2 separate regions of the Homo sapiens genome follow, and region 1 is linked to region 2. Evidence: chromatin contacts called from ENCODE Hi-C or POLR2A ChIA-PET data. All regions are on one chromosome and are shown on one strand. Each heading gives the region's core, a stretch centred on a gene start or an enhancer-like site at or near the end of the contact. The rest is flanking DNA. Distances are from core to core; before and after follow the strand shown.

Region 1 (7,691 bases), core at 3,532-6,031, 220 kb before region 2:
GCCTCCACTGTGAAGCCAGAGGGCTGGACTAGGTAGATGCCCAGGGCTCTGCCTGTGCTGCGGCTCTGCTCTTGGAGAGGACCGGGGGTGCCTGCAAGGACGTGCTTGGAAGATCCTGAAAGGGCAGCAATGGCTCTGGTTAGCTGGGCAGGACACTGGTGCCAAGGGGAGTGTGGGAGGCACACAGCACTGACAGCAGACAGGGAAGGCAACAAGGGATTATCCTGGCTCCCTAACGGAGGGCATTCCTCCTGAAAGCAAATGGAAGCCATGCCCAGCAAACACAGACCACTGCCACCGGCCCTCACCCGCCAGGGTGGCCTCCTACCTCAACTTTCTCCACCACCTGCTTGCCGAAAGAGCAGACCTTCGTGGAGCAGGTGATGATCATGTTCTCGGGGCTCTCATACTGGCTGGAGACCCCATAGAAGGAGCTGCCTTCATCCTCGATGTTGGTGTTGAGGTCTGCCTGGAGGGAGACAGTGGGAAGGCGAGGGAGTGTCAGCAGGTGCCATGTCAGACGGGAGCATCAAGGAGACCTCAGGGTCCCGGTCCCGGCTCTAGGGCTGGGAAGAAATCAGACTGAGGGTAGACAGTAGGACGCCAGAAAGCTTCCACATTCCTCTACATCTCTGCCTGGTACAAAATCAGGTCGTGTTGCCTAAATCATGGGAAAAGAGGACACTGGGACCCACACAGTTTCAGGCCACTGCTGCCTGCCCAGATATTAACACACCCAGCAGGTGGGAGCCCCAGATTCCATCTTTAAGATTTCAAGTTTCATAGTCTAAGACTTTGTTCTTGTTAAACTGCAAAGGTTTGAATCTCTACCAGTCAGCTCTATTTTAGTTTGAATGCGTCTATCAGAATTATTCCAGAGTCAATTTTGATAGTGCAGGAAGCATGAGAACAGAAAACCAGGGCAAGAGACCGGCAGTGGGGAGGGTGGAAGGGGTGAATGCTGCTCCTGTCTCATCCTCTTGTCTCGCCAGAGACCTGATCGATGCTCCCTCAGAAACGGCTCTGGGGCTGGCCTCTTCCCCCTCTAGGCACTGCTGGGTCCCGTCACCTTGGATCTTTTGACATCTCTGCTTCAGCCTCCAGAGCAATCTCCCCAGCACCAGCTGTCCCTCCCTTTGGTTCATTCTCTTAACTGCCCCGGGAATCTCTTCAGAAGTCAAGTCACTTCACCGTCTCATTGAGCCATTTAGCCACAAGGGACAGGAGTCTTGGTCCCCGGCCTGGCTCACAAGGCCCTTCACAGGCCCAGACACTGGTCCTCTAGGTCAGCTTCTCACCTTGCCTCAGACAGGCTGCTCTTCCTTCCCCTGATGAAAACAGAGCCCAGGGGGCCTCCTGCTGGATGTGGGGCTGATCTGAAACTTCCCTTCTAGAAAAGGCGGAGTAAGACTCTGTGCTGATCTCACACCCAAAACCACGGCCTCGGTTTTATCCATGAGGGGTCCTGACTGTTAGCCTTGCCCAACACCATCCAACTAGTAAGTGAAAGACCCCAGGTCTTCAGCCTCCAACCCCAATACTTGTCCCAAACCAGCAGAGTGCCACAGCGAAGAAAGGAAGGCACCAGATGAGACAATTTGGTGCTTTGGGGACTCTGAGGCAGGAATTGTATTCCTGAAGCCCTACGCCTTAGGGGTCCCCATGCCCAGAACTCCAGCCCCACATCAAATCACCCCATCTGAGCCAGGGGTGCTAAGAGAACAAGTCAAGACTCAGAAACAACGCACAGGCACATTACAAAGGCTTATTCTCAGGGGAGGCCGCTCCTCCCACCCACACCCCGGTCTGAAATCACTGCAAGCTGTGCCCAGAGCGCAGCCCTACGAATGCAGTAAAGCGTCAGGCCTTGGTCAAGGTTCTGACACCAAGGACTCTTCTGTGCAAAGATAAGGGGATCCCTAGAACCCCAGGAAGGTTTTGGTCAGATTCAGAGCCAGGCACCAAGCAATTCTACTACTGGCCATGAGGGGACACTCAATCGTTATTTTTCTCTCCTTTGGAGAAGTTTTCCCAGAGCAGGACCTTTCTCTAGACTGGCGGTGGGTGTTGATTGTCTATAGCACAATAGAAACATTATGTAGCCACAAAAAAACGCTGAGAAGGACCTGCATTTATTATCATGGATGACTACAAACACACTGAGTGGGAAAGCAGGCTACGGAGCAGAATGAGGGTGGATTACGTTTATGATGAGGAAAAAAAGGCTGTTTTCATGCTGAAACAGAATGGCATATGGTTCAGTGCACCTGCCTCGGCTTTGATGAGGCCTTTAGGGAAAAAAAGCATTCGTGTCAATGCTCAGCCTCTGAAACAGACAGCAGCATTTATCCTAAACACCCTCCACTACCACCCCTGAGCTGGCCTCAGTCTCCCCACTCTGTCTCCATCTGTGATGCTGGGAGGGAGGGGATGACACATTGTAGGCAGGGTGCCCAGGATGGCATGGCAGAGGTGGCTGAGGCCTCTGCCGGACTAGATTTAACTGTGGCTGTGACTGGCCGAAGGTCTTACAGGCAAATATAAGGTGAATGGGACCAGAACCCAGGCTTTCGGGCTCCTGTTTTCTTCTTCTTCTTCTTTTTTTTTTTTTTTGTTAAAGACAGAATCTTGTTCTGTCACTCAGGCTGGAGTACAGTGGTATGATCACGGCTCACTGCAGCCTCGAACTCCTGGATTCAAGCAGTCTTCCCACCTCAGCCTCCTGAGTAGCCAGGATTATAGGCATGTGCCACCACACCTGGCTAATTTTTAAATTTTTTGTAGAGGCAGGGTCTCGCTGTTTCCTAGGCTGGTCTCAAACTCTTGACCTCAAGTGATCCTCTCACCTTGGCCTCCCAAAGTGTTGGGATTGCAGGTGTGAACCACTGCACCTGGCCTGTCTCCTATTTTCTCGAAGTCACCTGCTCCTCCTAGGAGACTGACTTTGTCAGACTGTTCCTAAAAAGGGCCTGGGGGACAGTTTGTGTGCTCAGGACATATTCTGTAGCTGGAAGCACAGGGCAAAAATGTGAACAATGCCTGAAATGCCGCTGGCAGGAAGCCCAGCTGCCTGGGAAGGATGCACTGGACATGGTGGGGAACACCAAGAGGTGAGGCCAGGCATCAATGGTGGTGACCCTCAGATTTTAACCGCGCATGGTCCCTCTGATCAATGCCACATTCATGTGCCATCTACGACACATCCTGATTCTTTGAAATCAACTCACTTTTATTCCTTAATTCCATTCTAAGCAATAAATCCATGAAATCAAGGATTCTATTCTTTCTAATATATATGAAAATAACTATATAACTATTTTTTTAATTTTATTTTTTGAGACGGAATCTCGCTCTGTCGCCTGGGCTGGAGTGTGGTGGTGCAATCTCAGCTCACTGCAACCTTCGCCTGCCGGGTTCAAGTGATTCTTCTGCCTCAGCCTCCTGAGTAGCTGAGATTACAGGTGCCCACCACCACGCTCGGCTAGTTTTTGTATTTTTTTTTTTTAGTAGAGGTGGGGTTTCACCATATCGGCCAGGCTGGTCACGAACTCCTGGCCTCAAGTGATCCACCTGCCTCGGCCTCCCAAAGTGTTGGGATTATAGGCGTGAGCCACCGCGTCTGGCCTATAACTATTTTCCATATTTTCAAATAAAGTTATTTTAAAACACAGGGATAGGGCTTCGCCATGTTGCCCAGGCTGGTCTCGAACTCCTGGGCTCAAGTGATCCTCCTGCCTCAGCTTCCCAAAGTGGGGGGATTACAAGAATGAGCCACTGAGCCTGGGCAACTACTTAACTATTTAAAAAAATGCATATTCACGTGCCATCTTAGAAGAATCCAGTGTGCCAAGCTGGGAAGGACTGGCATCCACACCTCCCAGCTCTTCCAGACACACAGAGGCAGCGGCTGCCCCCAGCCCCCAGGAGCAATTGGCAGATCCCCCTCTATTACCCTGCTTGTCATAATCTGTCCAGATGTCCTTGCCCCCTTCCAGATACGATGCTCCCTGGAGGCAAGAACTAAGCTCTCCCAGGGCCTTAGTAGGGTGGGCCTTCAATCAAGGTTGCAGGCGGCTGTTCACCCTCTCACCTCCGGGTGGCACCAGTGGGAAGAGCAAGGTCCCTCAGGCGCAAGCAGGAACCTACCCTGTCCTGCTCACCCTGAGAGTTCTGCGCCCCAGCTCCACCCCCATCTCAGATACACTCTTCTGTCATCAGCTCCCACTCCCTGGCTCTTCCCATCGCTCAGGTGCCCATTTGTCCAGCCCAGGCCAGCAGTGCTAGAGGCAGGGGGGCCCAGAGAGGTTGAGACATTGTTTCTGCTCTCAGGGAATTTATAATCGGGAGAACAAATAGAATGCAAGTGCTAGGGTTGAGCAATGGGTCAGGGGGAGAAAGAGAGATCCCACAATCAGCCCCAGAACTCATGTTCACACTGCATAAACCCGGAACACACCAGCCGGCGACACGGACGAACCGCCCCAGAGCACCTCGACTCGTCCTCAGTGCCTGGATCCTTCTAATTACAGCCTCACCCCTTCTCCTGCAGCTATACTCCTTCCTGACATTTCCTGTCCACCCTCATATCCCCCCACACTGAGCAACCACCCAAAACAAGCTACGCTTCTTGGCCTAAGAAAAAATGAGAGCTGCCCCGGTCCCCTGCCCTGTGAGTGCCCCCTTGCAACCCTCCCTCCGCCCTATTCATAGCTGTGCGTGCGGGTGGGCAGCTGTGCCTGGAACAGGTGTGGGGGATCGGGTGACTGACAGATGAGCAGAGACAGCCGCAGCCCGGGTGTGGGGGCCTGGAGGGGCTCAGATTCATTGTCATGTGCTGGTATGTGCCTGGGAGAAATGTCAGGGACTGAAAGGGAAGAGCAGGCTGAGATGGGAGGAAGGCCTGGGGTACTCTGCTGCCTCCACGGTGCAGCCCGGCTCTGCCTGGCATTTCCAATGTGCAGAGCGGCGTTAATGGCCACCAAAGGCCCCCTCTCACCGGCCCCAGAGACAGGTGGCCTCTGCTGGACTTGCGGGGCTCTGGGGGAGGAAGGGAGCTTCATCGCATCAGTCCCTCGCTCCAGGCCCCGTGGCGCTCAGCAGATAGGGCTGAGGCTGTGCACAGCCCTAGCAGCCTCAGCCCTTCAGGCTGGCAGATGCCACTTCTAGCTGGAAATGTGTCCCAGCAGTCCGAGAGTCTATGAATGACCACCACAGCGCCCTCAGTAAGAGCAGTAACTCAGGGGACAGGCAGGGAGGCTGGACTGGAGACGGACAAGTCCTCCTCCCACTCCAAGGGGGTTCTGATTGCCTCTCCAGCACACACATTCAGGGCCTGGGAGCCAGGACTGAGAAAACAGCCAGGCAGGAAAAGAAAGGCTCCGGGAGAGGCGACACCGTTTCCTTGCCTGAGCAGTTTTCCTTCCTAACTGTGTGTGGCCAAGTTCACACCAGCTGATGGAGGGGGAAGGCGGGACCAGGCCAGGGAGCAGAAGACAGGAGCTTCCCGATGCGGGGGGAGCCGGGGCAGCCTGTGAGGACCCACGATTGACGCAAAGTCTCATTGTCAGCAAACACGAATATGTACCTTTCCCCGTCACATATGTGTCTTCCTCTGGTGCCTCTGCCCGCCCCACACATGCGGAGGAGGGAGCAGATGACCGCCAAGGTGCCCTGGCCTCCGGCGCTCCCTCATCTCTGATTTCACCTGCCCAGGCCGCTGGCACTCAGAGGGCTCAGGCAAGGGGTGGGGCAAGGGCAGGCCACAGCCCCCCACTCAGTACCAGCCGGCCACATACACGGGGTCTTCAGCGACACAGCCCCTGGCAGGTCCCCAAGATCAAACTGCTGACTATTCACACAAAGAAGCAGAGGCACAGAGAAGCCAATATTTGCCCAGGACACAGTTCTCAAGTGGTAGAACTGAGACTCTGCCCCAGCTGGGGCCAACTGCTGCCCACCGTGCCCTGCCATGACACATCAGAAGGGCCTTGCTGGGGGGCACACCACAGCCCCCTGTCCAGCGGCTCCTGTCCCAGGACCCCGAGACTCGCGCTGGATCCTCCCATCCAGAGTGCGAGCTCCTGGAAGCCGAGGGCCGCGCTGGGTCCGTACAGCACACGGCTGGAGCACACGGTCCACAAGGGAACCTGCTGAATCCCATGTCTTTGGCACCAGCTGTCCCAACCCTCTCTTCTCCCATCAACCCCCACCTCCAAACTCCCCTAAGAGTCAGAAAGAAAGAGAGGACACAGGCCACTACCAAGTTTGGAAAAGTACCTTCTAGGTCCTCCTTCCTTCCTGGCAACCTTAGTCTCCACGCAGGGCCACTGCCCTATTTTCTGGAAGGGATATCTGAGGTCGAGAACGCCCAAGAAGCCCAAGGGGCTGGCTCTACATTGACTGCACAGAGCTAAGTCTGCTCTCCCCACGCTGCCACTGCCTGCTGTTCCTCAGGGGGCTGGGGATCTGTTTTAGACAATTCAGAGCCTTCTCCAGTGGGAGCAGGAGAAGCTCCAGGATGCTGCATGGAGGGCAGCCAGTGACTTCGCAAGGAGGACTGTTTAGTATGGTGGCTCCAAGCACACACCCTGGGGTCAGGCTGCTCAGGTATGGACCCGTGGTCTGGTATGGGTCTGGTACTATGAACTGGGCAACCTTTGGCAGGTGATTCTACCTGTCTGTACCTCAGTTTCCCCTCTGCAGATGAGGTTATCCAGTCTTGGCTGTGGTGAGGATGAGACGTGTGACTGTATGTAACGTGGTGAGAAGAGTGCAGCTGTCATCTCTCTCAGTCTATCTGGGCCCATCTATCTCACAGCATGTATCCAACAGGAGTGCCCACAGGACAGAGGTCACCCTGGCTGGGGGACTCAGGGCCAGGCCCTGCTTACTCCATGCCTCAGTTTCCCCTACTTGTGAAACAAGAGACCTAGGATGGTCCTTATCTGGAGGGTGGCTAGAAGAACACAGAATATCACCAATAGCTAAAGGCAGGAGCTAGTGCAAGAGGGTCCCGGACATGCCACCTCCCGCTCCAAGGCAGTGTTCCCATGAGTGCTTCCTGCCACTGCCAACTGGGTCTCCGCTCTGACCCCAACTGTATCCCCAGGGTCCTGAGCCATGCCGGGAAAGAGCCACAGATCAGCTCGCCTAAGCTCCTTCCGCTGAGTCAGGGCTGAGCCTGGACAGGCCGGGGGCGGTGAGTGCTCAAGCAAGGGTGAAGGCTTCTCCAGGGGGCTGGGGGCCCCCTCAGACTCACAGCAGGGTTGGGAAGCGCCACTGCCAGCTGTACAGGTTCCAATTCCCACAACCGGGGCTGGACGGGAGACTGGGAGATGATTTAAGCCCCTCCTGAGAAAAAGTGGACAGCATCCTGCCTCCCACGCCACACCCTGAAGCCAGCCTCTCGGCCGAGGTCCTCAGGAGGCACATGCGTCTTGCCTGGTCTCCACTGCAGGAGTCTCACACCTGCTTCCAGTCTGGGTGCCAGAGTTAACCAACTAAGCACAACCCTGGCCACGTCCTGCCCTGTTCGAAAACCTTAAATGACTCCTCATCGCTTAAGGAGAAGGGCTAACAAATATTTCCCTGGCTACGCACGTGGCCATGACCGTCCACCCAGCACTCCTCCCTGCTAGAGCCTTCTCAGCCCAGCACTCCAAACAGCGACTGCCGACCCCTTCGAAGTGGCA
Region 2 (7,502 bases), core at 1-2,500:
CATAAAATTGGACTGCTTGGCAGTTCATGAAGAAACACGAAAGCCCAGAAAACATAACACAAATTTATGAGAATAACTCTTTCCTCCCCAGAGAGGGTAGAGCCAAAAAAGGCCTCATAAGATACCTTCTGCATCACAGCACTAGGGGGCGGTGGGAAATAAGTACAGGACAGTTAAGGAACTGTGAAGCAGGGAGGCCGAGTAGGAAGATAGGGCAGAGGGTAGAAGGGGGCAATACAGTGCTTTGCATTAGAACTATGAAATAGATGATAAATGAAAAGATAAAGTCTGCAAAAAAAAGAGCATCAGACACTATTCCCTTTAATGCTCCACCGGAGAATCCTCTCCATACTTTAGTCAATGCATCTCATTACATTTTATTATCCGGTGACTATTACACAGCTTGATTATGAGCTATCTGAGGACTGGAACTCTCTCGTTCATTTTTGAATTCCTAGAATGTAGCAGAGTCCTTGGTGCATAATGAGCAGTTCAGTAAAGATTTGCAGAAAAACAGAATAAAATACTAACACCACCACCACCACCACTAACACTTAAGTGAGCACTAAACTGTGTGCCAGGCATTGTTTTACCTGCTTGACCTGTGGTAATTTATTTAAAAAACGAGAAGGGCTGGGCACGATGGCTCAGGCCTGTAGTCCCAGCACTTTGGGCCAACATGGTGAAACCCCACCTCTACTAAAAACACAAAAATTAGTCGGGCGTGGTGGCGGGCGCCTGTAATCCCAGCCCCTTGGGAGGCTGAGGTAGGAGAATCGCTCGAGCCCGGGAGGCAGAGGTTGCGGTGAGCCGAAATCAAGCCACTGCACTCCAGCCTGGGTGACAGACGGAGCCTGTCTCAAAAAACAAACAAAACCTCCCAAGGAACAAAACCAACCACGAACACTGAAGCTATCAATAAAGTTTTTCTCTCTAGCGCTCCAAACTAGCCACAGCGCGCATGCTCACGCTCACGTGGCACGCTCGGGCGGCCTCTTCCACTTCCCTTGCCCCGTCCCTGCACAGATCCAGGCTGTCTCTTGCGGTGCGCATGCACCTACCGTATCGTTATCAACGTCTCCGAGGCAGATTGCGTGCGGGAAGAGGCTCCCGCTGAACTCCAGCGCCACGCGCTGCACGTAGCTAACTGACCTCATGGCACCTCCAAGAGCAGAGGGAGCGGAGAGGCCCAGTAAATATTCCCTGAACCCCCGTCGCGACAGCCGCCAGAGCGGAAGGCCACCTAAGGCAGCAAGTTACGTCACTGCCTGAACCTCCAATCTCTGCCTCTTCCTCCTTTAACCTTACAGAGGAGGCGGGTCTTCCGGGCTTGGAGGCGGGCTTCCCAACTCTGATGTGAGTGACAGGCCCACGGGCCACTCCTTTTCTCCACAGGGCTGCAGACCGTGGGTAAACCAACCCTGACGGGGGTCGATCTGTTCCCTTGGCAACAGGGCTCCCAAGGGCTTGACCTAATAACCTTGACCTTTTTCCTTTGTTTCCCTGGCAATGAAGATTCCTAGCCATCAGACCATTCCTGAGAATCTTACTAATCTTCGTAATAACTGATAATTGCATGGTTTTGAAAAGTGTTTTTAAAAAACTACCCATTAGGAGTGAAAACAATGTAGTGAGTTGCAATCAGCATATAAAAAATTAAATACAATAGTAATATACCAAGTGACTCCCAGGTAGTAAGGTAAGTACAGTTTTTGTGAAACTCTTGTTTCAATTGTATATACTTATATGTGTATACTGGCTTATAATGTAAAAAAAATTTTTTTTTTCAGTGTATGTGTTTTCTGGTCAATAGTTTAAAAGCCACCTGCTGCAAAGCACATTTCACATATTTCACATAATTAGTTCAGCCACTATGCGAGCTTTTTTTTTTTTTGGCTGAGGAAAACAGGTTCAGCAAGATTAAGTAAAATGGCAGAAGGAAGGATTGTGGGGCGGGGTGCGTGCTCAAACCAGAATTGTTTGATCCCAAACCCTAGGGCCTCTCCATCATTTACTATCATAGTTCGTAGGAGAGTCTTCAGGCTGGAAGTGAAGGTTGCCTGGATTCCGGATCTGCTCTGTCTTGTGGCCCCCCAGCACAAAGCTCTTGCATCTCAACCTCAGTAGCCTTACTCTTGTAGCACAGATGGGACTGTCACTCTCATGGCTGGCTTCTTGGGATACTTTCTTTCCATGTTGAATCCAGTTCTGCCTTTCTTTGGGGTGCCTCGTCAATCAGGGCAATATTTATGAAATCATACAGGTGTTCAATACATTTTTAGATTTAGGTCTAAAAACCCAGGCTGACTCGCACTTGGTGTTTCAAAAAAAAAAAAAAAATGATTCTACCTTATCTGGGATTTTGGACCAGGGGCTGTTCCTTTTTATCTTTTTTTTTTTTATTTTTATTTTTATTTTTTTTTGAGACAGAGTCTCGCTCTGTTGCCCAGGCTGTAGTGCAGTGGCGCAATCTCGGCTCACTGCAACCTCTGCCTCCCAGGTTCAAGCAGTTCTCCTGCCTCAGCCTCCCGAGTAGCTGAGACTACAGGCGAGCGCCACCACGCCCAGCTAATTTTTAATTTAATTTAATTTAATTTTTTTTTTTTTTGAGACGGAGTCTCGCTCTGTCACCCAGGCTGGAGTGCAGTGGTGCGATCTCGGCTCGCTGCAAGCTCCGCCTCCCGGGCTCAAGCCATTCTCCTGCCTCAGCCTCCGGAGTAGCTGGGACTACAAGCGCCCGCTACCACTCAAGGAGAATTTTTTGTATTTTTAGTAGAGACGGCGTTTCACCGTGTTAGCCAGGATGGTCTCGATCTCCTGACCTCGTGATCCACCCGCCTCGGCCTTCCAAAGTGCTGGGATTACAGGCATGAGCCACCGGCGCCCGGCCGCCCAGCTAATTTTTGTACTTTTAGTAGAGACGGGGTTTCACCATGTTGGCCAGAATGGTCTTGATCTCTTGACCTCTTGATCTGCCCGCCTCGGCCTCCCAAAGTGCTGGAATTACAGGCGTGAGCCACTGCGCCCGGCCCCTTTTTTCTTTTTCTTTCTTTTTTTTCTTTGAGAGTCTTGCTCTGGAGTGCAGTGGTGCGATCTGGGCTCATTGCAACCTCCGCCTCCCAGGCTCGAGATCTTGTGTCTCAGCCTCCCAGGTAGGTGGGATTACAAGCGTGAGCCACCATGCCCGGCTTGTCCCTACTTTCTATGTCTGTACATAGTGGGAGGAGGCTGGAGGGCAAGACCTTTTCTTGGGGGAAGGGGGTGGCAGATTTTTTCCTAGATGTCCCAGTGGATCTGACAGCCAGGTAAGAAAGAACAGCAGGTCAGAACAGTAAACTGGAGGAAGTCTGGACAAATACTGGAGACTGCAGATATATTCTGAAGCTGAACTGTGTTACAAGTTCATATTTCTGGTTGTGTACTGTGGGATGGCCAGGTCCATTAAAAGGCACTGGGTCCCACAGGTATTCCTGGTGCTTTGAATACATTTTCTCATTTACAGAGCAGTTGCATGCTCCCTCACCCCGTGTTCTACCCCATCTCTATTCTCTCATCCTAGTTCAAATCCTAAGCTTCATATTAGGCCTTTAAGGGGTGGGAAAACCAAAACCAGTATCAAAATGTTCACCTCTAGGTTGGCTGTGGAGGCTCATGCCTGTAATTCCAGCACTTTTGGAGACTGAGGCAGGCAGATCACTTGAGCTCAGGAGTTCAAGACCAGCCTGGACAACATGGCAAAACCATGACTCCACCAAAAATGCAAAAATTAGCTGGGCATAGTGGTGCATGCCTGTGGTCCCAGCTACTCAGGAGGCTGAGGCGGGAAGATCTCCTGAGCCCAAGAGGCAGAGGTTGCAGTGAGCCAAGGTGGTGTCACTGCACTCCAGGCTGGGTGAAAGTGAGACTCTGTCTCCAAAAAAAAAAAAAAAAAAAAAACTTTACCTCTGAAATGGTTTTTTCTTTCTTTCTTTCTTTTTTTCTGAGGCAGTCTCCCTCTGTCACCCAGGCTGGAGTGCAATGACACGATCTCGGCTCACTGCAACCTCCGCCTCCCGGGTTCAAGCGATTCTCCTGCCTTAGCCTCCTGAGTAGCTGGGACTACAGGAGACTGCCACCACGCCCAGCCAATTGTTTTTGTATTTTTAGTAGAGACGGGGTTTCACCATATTGGCCAGGCTGGTCTTGAACTCCTGACCTTGTGATCTGCCTGCCTCGGCCTCCCAAAGTGCTGAGATTATAGGCATGAGCCACCACGCCCGGCCTCTGAAGTGGTTTTAAAAAAATATATTACTAAATAACTCAGAACAAGAGATGAGATCACCCAGCTTCTTTCATCAGGTGCCTTGGCCTGACCCAGTTATCTAAGATCAGACCCCAACCCAGGATTCCCCAGTGCCTTAGTTTTATCTTCCTCATCATTTGGGTTTCTTGGTCTGGATCTTTCTGTGACACGGGGTGTCTGTTTTTAATTGTAGAATATGTTTGCCATGAAGGTCATGTAATTATGATCACAACTTCTTTTTTACTTTTTTTTTTTTTTGAGATGGAGTCTCGCTCTGTCGCCTAGGCTGAGTGCAGTGGCACGATCTCAGCTCACTGCAAGCTCTGCCCTCCGGGTTCACGCCATTGTCCTGCCTCAGCCTCCCGAGAAGCTGAGACTACAGGCACCCGCCACCACACCCGGCTAATTTTTTGTATTTTTAGTAGAGAATGGGTTTCACTGTGTTAGCCAGGATGGTCTCAATCTCCTGACCTCATGATCCACCCACCTCAGCCTCCCAAAGTGCTGGGATTACAGGCGTGAGCCACTGTGTCTGGCCTTCTTTTTCACTTTTTTGAGTTTCACTCTTCTTGCCCAGGCTGGAGTGCAATGGTGCGATCTTGGCTCACCGCAACCTCCGCCTCCCGGGTTCAAGCGATTCTCCTGCCTCAGCCTCCCGAGTAGCTGGGATTACAGGTGTCCACGACCATGCCCAGATAATTTTTTTTGTAGTAGAGACAGGGTTTCACCATGTTGGCCAGGCTGGTCTTGAACTCTTGACCTCAGGTGATCAAAGTGCTCGGCCTCCCAAAGTGCTGGGATTACAGGCCACCATGCCTAGACGTATGATCACAACTTCTATACCACACTTTTTGGCTTTTGTCAAGAGAGCCAAATAAAGTTAGGCAGGAAAGATAGGTCTCCAAGAAATAGGGCACAAGTGAAGTCCTTCCATGCCTGTGCCTCTCCCCACCTTGCATCAGTTACTTTAAGTCCAGTGAGTGTTTTGTATGACTAGGCATTGTCAAGCCATATGGACAGATCCCTGGCTCCACAAAGAGCACTCCTGGTCTTGGCCCCTTTCTAGTTGGAAGGTTGCTAGGTCTCTTTGGGCACCATCTAAACTCCATCTTGTCTAAGCCAAGCACTCTTTCTGCTGGTTTTTGTCTTGCTCCCCAAAACTGTCTAATTAGGGTATCTTCCTGGTTAGGTGACATGGATACAGTTATATGAGTGGCATATTCTTTACAAACAATAGAAATCTCCATAGGAGGGGATGGGGGGATTAAGTGGGGAGCGTTTCTTTCTTTTTTTTTTTTTTTAAGATGGAGTCTTACTCTGTCGCTCAGGCTGAAGTGCAGTGGCGCGCTCTTGACTCACTGCAAGCTCCACCTCCCAGGTTCACACCATTCTCCTGCCTCAGCCTCCCCAGTAACTGGGACTACAGGCTCCCGCCACCACACCCAGCTAATTTTTTTTTTGTGTGTGTATTTTTAGTAGAGACGGGGTTTCACCGTGTTAGCCAGGATGGTCTTGATCTCCTGACCTCGTGATCCGCCTGCCTTGGCTTCCCAAAGTGATGGGATTACAGGCGTGAGCCACTGCGCCCAGCCAGTGGGAAGCATTTCTAGGAAGATTCTTTGTGTACTTCATCCTCCAACAGTAGACAGAATGGTTTGTGTTTGCCCAGGGTGCCCAGGTAAGAAACAGGGTCTCCAAGTATCTTTCAAAACATGAGGCCCAGAGCCTCACCACCTTGGGGGCAGGGTCCATGGCTTCTCAATGGGCTTGGTTTGGCTTATATCACCATTTCCCCCTCCCCTCTCTCATTCATGGTACACCTTAGCATATTAAACTGTTGGAAAAGTTAGGTTTTTTGTCCTAGAAACTGGCAGAGTAGTGTGGGGCAGCTCTGCACCGGGTGAAATGCTGTTATTCAGAGCTCTACTAAGTCTCACTGCCTTCCTCAAGTTTGCCCCTGTTAAAATGCACCACCAACTCTGGGACGCTTTAATCCTAGAACTAACTCATCAGGATTGTCTGCTCAAGACTACTGATGGATGAGAAGTTCACTGTCACTGTGTCACTTAAACATTAGGAGACAGGGTTAAAACACAAAGAATGAGGAAGACGTTTTGGAACTAGATTAACACTGTAAAGACTAAATGGCCACCAAACTGTTGAATTTAAAATGGTTAACTTTGTTTCACCTAAAAATGTGAATTTCACCTAAAAAAATACAAATCAGTTTATGTCTGATGCACTTCTAAAACAGGAGACTGAAGATCCAATGGAATATAGAATATACATGCTGATCCTCTCTTCTAGCCACAGGACCCTTGACATTCACAAAGGCATTGCTTTTTCTTGATCATCCCTGAGACCATTCACTCTTACTTTGCCTCTCAAATTGGTATAGCATGGCAGGGCACAATGGCTCACGCCTGTAATCCCAGCACTTTAGGAGGCTTAGGCAGGCAGATCTCCTGAGGTCAGGAGTTCGAGACCAGCCTGGCCAACATGGTGAAACCCCATCTCTATTAAAAGTACAAAAATTAGCTGGGCATGGTAGTAGGCACTTGTAATCCCAGCTACTCAGGAGGCTGAGGCAGGATTATTGCTTGAACCTGGGAGGCACATGTTGCGGTGAGCTGAGATTGCGCCATTGCACTCCAGCCTGGGCAACAAGAGCTACACTCTGTCTGGAAAAAAAAAAAAAAAGCTGGGCATGGTGCCATGTGCCTGTAGTCCCTCCCAGCTACTCCGGAGGCTGAGTTGGGAGGATCTCTTGAGCCCAGGAGGTCGAGGCTGCAGTGAGCTGTAACTGCATCACTGCACTGAGCCTGGGCAAAATAGTGAGACCCTGTCTTAAACAAACAAACAAACAAAAAAACAAAAAAAAGAAAAAAAAAATAGGCTGGGCGCAGTGGCTCACGCCTGTAATTCCAGCACTTTAGGAGGCCAAGGCGGGTGGATCACCTGAGGTCAGGAGTTCAAGACCAGCCTGATCAATATGGCAAAACCCTGTCTCTACTAAAAATACAAAAATTAGCCAGGCGTGGTGGCGTGCGCCTGTGGTCCCAGCCACTTGGAAGGCTGAGAGAGAATTGCTTGAACCTAGGACGTGGAGGTTCCAGTGAGCCAAGATTGCGCCACTGCACTCCAGCCTGGGGAACACAGCAAGACTCCATCTCCAAAAAAAAAAAAAGAAAATAAATTAAATTAAAAAAATTGGTAGTGT

Evidence for each region. Hi-C counts contacts between places; a loop is a spot of excess contacts on that map. ChIA-PET counts read pairs that join two places held with the same protein, here RNA polymerase II (POLR2A). Pooled maps may share reads with other maps.
Region 1: a loop to region 2 is called in a pooled map, with 4 times the contacts of the local background. The contact joins the enhancer-like site here to the promoter of ITFG2 in region 2. A Hi-C loop is called at or near these places in 1 of 168 maps with a recorded cell type or tissue (PC-9), 3 of 37 single-sample maps with no recorded cell type and 13 of 50 pooled maps. POLR2A ChIA-PET finds 5 or more read pairs at or near these places in 2 of 52 experiments (Caco-2 and H1).

Annotation. Positions count from the first base shown.
Region 1 is chr12:3,030,746-3,038,436 of GRCh38, reverse strand. It overlaps TEAD4 (TEA domain transcription factor 4), which reads right to left. Exons shown (of 13, transcript NM_003213.4): 11 at 329-469. Among named protein-coding and RNA genes, the nearest start is that of TSPAN9, 43 kb to the left of the region's middle. RefSeq lists an enhancer at 5,711-6,272. Within about 2 kb of position 4,781, at least 7 of the 41 ENCODE cell types and tissues checked have a DNase peak (open chromatin) inside an H3K27ac peak, as active enhancers do.
Region 2 is chr12:2,806,416-2,813,917 of GRCh38, reverse strand. ITFG2 (integrin alpha FG-GAP repeat containing 2) reads right to left here and starts at 1,250. Exons shown (of 12, transcript NM_018463.4): 1 at 1,062-1,250. The coding sequence starts at 1,157. ITFG2-AS1 (ITFG2 antisense RNA 1) reads left to right here and starts at 994. Exons shown (of 4, transcript NR_146317.1): 1 at 994-1,356. RefSeq lists enhancers at 974-1,223, 954-1,703 and a silencer at 1,334-1,423.